Regions from separate parts of the Homo sapiens genome. Here region 2 is linked to region 1. A link is a contact called in ENCODE Hi-C data. All regions are on one chromosome and are shown on one strand. The core of a region is the stretch at or near the end of the contact, and the rest is flanking DNA. Distances in the headings are between cores, read along the strand shown.

The links. A loop is a pair of places that touch in the nucleus more often than their neighbours do. Pooled maps may share reads with other maps.
Region 2: a loop to region 1 is called in a map with no recorded cell type, with 2.6 times the contacts of the local background. The contact joins the enhancer-like site here to the promoter of ACTR3B in region 1. A Hi-C loop is called at or near these places in 4 of 37 single-sample maps with no recorded cell type and 9 of 50 pooled maps.

Annotation. Positions count from the first base shown.
Region 1 is chr7:152,757,862-152,761,770 of GRCh38, reverse strand. ACTR3B (actin related protein 3B) reads right to left here and starts at 2,019. Exons shown (of 12, transcript NM_020445.6): 1 at 1,845-2,019. The coding sequence starts at 1,888. It also overlaps the pseudogene RN7SL845P. RefSeq lists enhancers at 1,168-1,217, 2,218-2,377 and silencers at 1,393-1,687, 1,448-1,967.
Region 2 is chr7:151,635,981-151,640,034 of GRCh38, reverse strand. All of the region lies in intron 4 of PRKAG2 (protein kinase AMP-activated non-catalytic subunit gamma 2), which reads left to right. Among named protein-coding and RNA genes, the nearest start is that of RHEB, 120 kb to the right of the region's middle. Within about 2 kb of position 2,119, at least 7 of the 41 ENCODE cell types and tissues checked have a DNase peak (open chromatin) inside an H3K27ac peak, as active enhancers do.

The DNA.
Region 1 (3,909 bases), core at 770-3,269:
GGGAAATGTAAGAACTACTGATGTGCTCAAGTTGGTAAATTCGGGCTCTTTCAGGCTCCTTCTGGCCATACACTCGATATGGGGAATTCATATGGAGATTCCCTGCCACCGTTTCTAAGTCTTGACACCAACTTCTGAAGCATGACTTTGGGCCACAAAACAATGATCTATAGAAGTTGAATCTCCAAGTTAGCCAAGTTACATTAATCACTTACCTCAAAAGGTCAAAACTGAGCACGACATTTTAGGTATTTATAGCAAGAAAGATGAGTAAGGTCCACGACTTACTAATCTTAAAGGTATGACAACTCTGTGAGCATTATTTTATTGCTACTACCAAGAATTCCTTTATATTTTAATAGTTCTGCAAGACTAAAACTACAAAGCAAAAATCTCACATGCAAATGTGGAAATGAAAAATACTTTCACCCACTGGTTTCACTCTTGACACAACCAGACCTGAGGGGACCTGAGGTGAACCCATTGGGGGAGGGCATGAGTTAAGGGTGTCAATAATTGAGGGAGGGGAGCTGTAGTATCGACAACGCTGATTTTGGCTTGTGTTTTAGGTAGAAAAGCAAGTTCTAAAATAAAGAGCTACAAAGCTTGATATGACGTGTATTTCAAAAAGAATTCACACAAGCAAAGAGGATTTTTCCAGTCCACAACCACTTCTGGTCGCTTCAGCAGCAAAAGGAAGGAACTAACAGTAGGAGATGGACTGTAGCAAACTAAAGAAGGCACCCCCACAAGGTTGTCAAGGAAACCAAACCAAGTGCATTTTTCTATAGAAAAGAATCAAGGGTAAGGTGAACATGCCATGTTACATTTTGTGGCAAAAATGATTAAAATCCCTTCTTGAAAAAAATCGCTAAGAGACCAAATTTACTTCCAGGCTATTTTACTAAGCACTACACCCATAACGCAGGCAGGCAAGCTTGTATTCCCAAACTACCAGCTACATGGATTCAGCAATCACCTTACTACAACCAGCTAACTTGGGTCACCGATACTTCAGGGCATTTCCTAAGATCTCTTTTTAATAGCTTAACGGCAACGAAAGAAGTGGTCACACTCAAAAAGTTAAAAACAAAAACCTCTACCACAATTCCACAAACATGCTCTCCCAAATTTAGGGTATTTTTCAAAATGGAGTCTTTTTAAACACATCATTTTTCAGCGAAAAGGCAAATCTATGCAAACCAAAGGGACAGCTTGGCCTGAGTGTGCCATTTCATACTGGAAAAGCGCAGGGAGGGCAGTAAAAATGGTATCAAGTTGGGAGATCGATGCTATTCTCTCCACAAGTAGGTGGTAAAGAATCCTCAGCCAGGAGGAATGACACGCACACGCGGGGACAGAACGAGGGCCAGTGCTGAGAACGCTGGAAGGCAGGGACACCGTTCACTAGGAGATGAGTGACGTTAAAGGATCTGCAGTGATGATCTGTGCCTCACGCTGGCGAATATTCCTAGGAGGGGAGATCCCGCGCTCCCGGTGTCCCTCAGGGTGTCCACCCCGGCGACGGCCGGAGCCGGGCTGCGGGTCCAGGGGCCCGGCCACGTGGGCGGGGGAGGCGAGGAGCGCCGGGCTCGCTCAGAGTGGGCACCGCGTCCCTACCCTCCGTGCTTTTCCTCTTGTGGCCCTTCCCGGCAGGGAAGAGGGGGTTTTACGACGTCAAGGCAAGGCTTGGAGGGAAGCGGCGGCCGGCGCCCCACCTGCCCAGGTGATCGCGGGGCTCAAGCCCGGGGCGACGGACGCAGCTCGACCTCCAGGCGAGGTGGACGCCAGGGGCCGGGAGCGGGGCCGCGGAGGAGCGGGGGTGGGCGCCGAGCTGCTCTTACCCGGTGCCACAGTCCACCACGCAGGGAGGCAGGGAGCCTGCCATGCTCGGGACGCGCGGCGCTCGGCCCCGCCGGCAGCCCGAGAGCGCCCCGTCGCCGTCCGCTCCGCCGCCCGCTAGCCCCGCGCGCAGCGTCTCCCGCGAGCCGCCGCAGCGCCGCTGCCGGGAGCCCGGATGCTCGGCGGCCGACACGTGACGTCACTCCCCGGTCGGCCAATCAGAACGCGCGCACGCCCCGCCTCCCCCAACACCCCCACCCCCACTCCGGCGCGCCATCTTTAGTGCTGGCAGCGAGGCTTCTTGGCCCCATACGTCCAACCTTGCTGCTGGAGAGATTGGGGTTTATTTTTAACTGACTTACATGAACGTGACCCCATTTCCGAGGCCTGGCGCCTTTCTCCTCCTGTAAGTCTTCGCTCGAATGTCACCTTGCGAGGGAAGTTGTTCCTGATCACCCTGACTATGTCCCCTACCGGTACTGTATCCTCTGTCTCAACAATCTGTTGGTTTCATTCCTAACCCTTAAAGCAAAGTGTTTATATTTTTATATTTATGTATTTGTTGTCTGCCTCCCCTACTGGACTATCAAATCTTCTAGGATAGGGCTTGAGTCTGTCTTAATCACTATTGATGAGCAGCAGGTGCTTAGCACAGTATTTGGTGTACCTGTGGAAGTGCCCAAATGTTTGTTGAATGACTGAGTAACCTTCCCCATATAATAAAAAAAAAAAAAAAAATTAGTTGGAATTGGCCGGGCGCGGTGGCTCACGCCTGTAATCCCAGCACTTTGGGAGGCTGAGGGTGGATCACAAGGTCAGGAGTTCCAGACCAGCCTGGCCAACATGGTGAAACCCCTTCTCTACTGAAAATACAAAAATTAGCCGGGCGTGGTGGCGGGTGCCTGTAATCCCAGCTGCTCCGGAGGCTGAGGCAGGAGAATCGCTTGAACCTGGGAGGCGGAGGTTGCAGTGAGCCAAGATCGCGCCATTGCACTCCAGCCTGGACAACAGGGCGAGAGTCTGTCTCAAAAAAACAACAAAAAAAATTAGTTGGAATTATTATACCTAACACGGCCTAAATTTTTCTAAGAAGAAAAATCTGCAAAACAAATGCTTGGCCAGCCTTAAGGAATGAATGGCCTTAGACTGAGTAAACCACACCAAGATCACTCCTGGAAAATGTTTTCAAGTGTCGAAGATGGGATGATCGCCCAAAAGTTCTTACTGAAACCAAAGAAGGCAAACACCACCTACTATATTATAAAGGTACTGAGAGTCCCACTTGCCACTTGCTTCCTGCTTCTTGCCCGATCGTAAATTCTTGATACTAATTTTTTAGGAGCTTTCTGGAAACATGTATTTTTTTGTTTTGTTTTGTTTTTTGAGATGAGTCTCACTCTGTCGCCCAGGCTGGAGTGCAGTGGCGCAATCTCGGCTCACTGCAACTCCGCCTCCCAGGTTCAAGCAATTCTCCTGCCTCAGCCTCCCAAGTAGCTGGGATTACAGGCACCCACTACCATGCCCGGTTAATTTTTTGTATTTTTAGTAGAGACAGGGTTTCATCATGCTGGCCAGACTGGTCTTGAGCTCCTGACCTCGTGATCTGCCTGCCTCAGCCTCCCAAAGTACTGGGATTACAGGCATGAGCCACCACGCCCAGCCAAGACATGTTGTTTTTACAGGTACTTAAAACATTGTGTTTTTTACCTAGAAGTAATAGATACGTTGACCACTCCTAGGTAACCCATCATCATTTCTTTTTTTTAACTCATAAGTACCCATTAAGGCCCAGACCTAGAGAATGTTCAGGAGAACTGAAGAGAGAAGCAAATGGGAGGAAAATAAAAAGGAGTAAGTGTGGAGGAATCCCAGTTTAGAAGCCCAAGGCTGGGGTTAAAGATTGGCTGGCTTGCTTTGTGTTTTGCCAAAGCCCTGCCTTGGTCCCTTTTCTTTTTCTTTTCTTATTGCTTGTTTCTTAGAGACAGGGTCTCACTATGTTGCCCAGGCTGGAGGGCAGCGACTATTCACAGGCATGGTCCCACTACTGATCTGCATGAGAGTTCTGAT
Region 2 (4,054 bases), core at 870-3,369, 1.1 Mb after region 1:
CTGGCCAAGACTACATTTTTAAAATGTCACTCTTATCAGTCAGGGTTCTTCAGAGAGACAGAGCCAATAGGTGATAGATAGATGATAGAAACGGATGGAGGTAGGTAGATAGATAATAGATGATTGATTGATTGATTGATTGACTGACTGATAGATGGATGAGAGGGGATTTATTGGGGGAATTGCCTCATGGGATTATGGAGGCTGAGAAGTCCCACAACAGGCCATCTCCAAGCTGGAGTCCCTGGGATGCAGGTAATGGTAGCGTGGCTCAGTCCAAGTCTGAAAGCCTCAGAACTAGAGAAGCCAGTGGCGTAATTCTCAGTCCAAGGCCAAAGGCCTGAAAACCAGAGGGCTGCTGCTGTTAAGTCCCAGTGTCAAGGCAGGAGAGCCTGGAGTTCTGATGCCCAAGAGCAGGAAGAGGAAAGTGTCCCAGCTCCAGGAGAAAGAGCAAGGAAATCCTCTGTCACCTTTATTGTTCTCTCCAGGCCCCCAGCTAATTAGATGGCGCCCGCCCACACTGGAGGCAGATCTTCCCCACTCAGTCCACTGACCCACATGCCAGTCTCTGGAAACTCCTGCACGGACACACCCAGAAATAATGCTTTACCGGTTGTCTAGGTGTTCCTTAATCCAGTCAAGATGACTGGATTCAAATTTAACCATCATAGGCACTCTGGCTACACGGAAGGAAATAGACTGGAAAGCGGGCAAGACTGGAGGAGCTCAAGCTGCCCGGCTGGCCAACCCTGAGAAAATGGAAGCCTGAAACAGGGGAGGTGTAGCAGGGATGGAGACAAGTGGGTTGTCTCAAAAGAAACCAAGACGGCAAGACCCAGAGGACTGGGGCACAGTTTTAGATGAAGTGCATCTGCGTTGGTGTAGAAAACTCCAGTGGAGATGATGGCAGTGTGGAGCTCAGGAGAGGGCTGGGCTGGGACTGAGACCTGGACATGTCAGGCACAGTGGTGGGTTGGAGCTGCCTGGAGAATGCCCAGTGGGAACGGGAGCAGAGTGCATGTGCAGCTCCTGTCCAGCATCCAGGGGGTTTCACGTCGTTCTTTACTCTTTGGAGGACGCCCTTGCAGAGCAGAGTGGAGCTCAAGGAAGACAGCAGGATGCACAGAAACTAAGAGTTCTGTATGCTAAATTATTCAGGAGCTCCTTACCCAGTATTTGAGGTTGATTTATTTCTTGCAGGAGCTATTTAAGACTTCTTTTAAGAGGCAGAGCAAACTCATATCCGACCTCTGTGCGTAAAGGAGTGCTTTTTTGGCAATTGTTTTATGATTAAGTTTTCAGGCTGAAGTTTTCCCTTCTGATAGTCATTCAAAATACAGTGTTTTGCTGCACCTGGGCACAATTATGTAAGACACAACTTAATAATTTAGCTTTTTTTTTTGAGACAGAGTCTCACTCTGTCGCCAAGCTGGAGTGCAGTGGTGCAATCTTGGCTCACTCCAAGTTCCGCCTCCTGGGTTCAAGCGATTCTCCTGCCTCAGCCTCCCGAGTAGCTGGGACTACAGGTGTGCGCAACCATGCCCGGCTAATTTTTGTATTTTTAGTAGAGACGGGGTTTTCACCATGTTGGCCAGGATGGTCTCGATCTCCTGACCTTGTGATCCGCCCGCCTCGGCCTCCCAAAGTGCTGGGATTACAGGCATGAGCCACCATGCCGGGATAATAATTTAGCATTTTTTACCAACCAAGAAGTCACACTTGTGATGGCTCCATGTTTCTCAGGCATTCTCTCCATAAAGTCCAACTTGGGTCCCTCTGTTCCCTCCCACCACACTAGAGTCCAGTAACCTCAGACTGGCTGATGTGATATAAATGGAAATGTTCCCTGTGGTGGAACTGTGCCAGGCTGTTAGCAGAACCCAGTTCCTCCCTGCCATGGTTGGCCCATTTTGTTCTCCCTGGGGAGATCGGTCTGGATTATCAGGAGGGTTTGGGTGGTGGATTTGGTCTGTTTTTGCTACATCAAACATCCCTGATGCTGATGGACTGAGAGAGGAGTCGGTGTCACAAGTGCACGCCCCTTCCCTTTGCTTGCATGACATTGCCCACGCCCTTCCCCTCCCTTCGCCTCTTCTCCCGGCTTTCCCTGCCTGCCTGAAACAGCTAAAATTAAGTCTGGCATAAGTCTGTTGAGACTTTAAGAAAACATTGCCATAAAAGGGCAACGACGACCACCAGCTTCAAGTTCTGTGTGCTGACAAATTCGTCTGTCTTTTGACCCTGTGCACATTAATGTACATACCTAAACTGTAAAAGCCCTCAAATTCCTGAAATTGACTTAGTGTGTTATAAAAAAAAAAAAAAAACCTCATGACTTTTTCTGTTGTTCCATGAGTAGCCTCCTTTCTAAGGAAGAAAACATAAGATTTCTTACTAAGTAAAAAACCTGTAGAAATAAATTCAATCCCACTAGCATATTACATAAAAACATTTTTATTTTAGGCTACTCCTGTACACCCATTCATTATCAAGTGGAGTTGCATAAAACATTAATTGTTAGAATTTCTACTCTCTACCAACTTCTGTAGTGATGGTTTATAGGTCTTTTCAGTCTGTGAACCACTTTTGCGGTCCTCCTGACGTACATACTGCCATTTGTTGCCCATTTCTGCCTCCCAAAAAACAACCCCTCACGATTACAGGTGAAATTGATGGTGCTTATCATAAACACCGGTAAGAATTTTTTTAAATTATTGCAAGAGACAAAAGCATAGACTTAGAACGAGAGATACTTCCTGTGTACCTTGGCTCACTCCAAGTTTTTTTAAAAAACTTTTTTTAAAAATTAAACTTTTTATTTTGAGATAATTGTATATTCACATATAGTTGTAAGAAATAATGCAGAGAGATCCTGTGCACCCTTTACCTAGTTCCCCGCAGTGGTAACATCTTGCAAAACTAAACAGTACAGGAGAAACTTGAATCCTCATACATTGCTGGTAAAAATGTAAAATGGTGCAGCCACCTTGAAAACAGTTCAGCAGGTCCTCAAAATATTAAATGTAGAGAGGCCAGGTGTGGTGGCTCATGCCTGTAATCCCAGCACTTTGGGAGGCTGAGGCGGGTGGATCACCTGAGGTCAGGAGTTCGAGACCAACCTGGCCAACATGGTGAAACCCCATCTCTACTAAAAATATGAAAATTAGCCGAGCATGGTTGTGCGCACCTGTAGTCCCAGCTACTCGGGAGGCTGAGGCAGGAGAATCACTTGAACCCAGGAGGCAGAGGTTGCAGTGAGCTGAAATCGCGCTACTGCACTCCAGCCTGGGTGACAGAGTGAGACTCCATTTCAAAACTAAATTTAAAATATATATATATTAAACATAGGGTTACCCTGTGGCCCAGCAATTCCACTCCTGTATATATGAAATGAAACACATGTCCACACAAACACTTGCACAGGAATGTCCATAGGAGCATTTTCACCACAGCCAAAAAGTGGAAACCACCTGAGTGCCCATCAGCTGACGAAAGGATAAACAAGGTGTGTGTGTCCACACAACAGAGTATCGTTCAGCAGTCAACAGAAATGAAGTGCTGATCCGTGTTACAATGTGAATGGGCCCTGACATTAAGCGGAAGCTAGTCACAAAAGACCACCTATTGTATGATCCCATTGATGAGAAATACCCAGCATCGGCAAATCCATAGAGACAGGAAATAGTTGCCTAGGGATGGGTGTGAGGGTTGAGCAGGTAATGGGACGTGACTGCTAATGGGTACAAGCTGTCTCTTTGGGATGATGAAAATGTAAACTTAGATAGTTGCACAATTCTGAATATTCCAAAAATCACTGGGCTGCACACTTTAAATGGGTGAGTTATTTTATGGTATGTGAATTATATTTCAGTAAAGATTTTTTTGGCTGGGCGCGGTGGCTCATGCCTGTAATCCCAGCACTTTGGGAGTCTGAGGCGGGTGGATCACGAGGTCAGGAGATCGAGACCATCTTGGCTAACACGGTGAAACCCAGTCTCTACTAAAAAAAATACAAAAAATTAGCCTGTAGTCCTAGCTACTCCGGAGGCTAAGG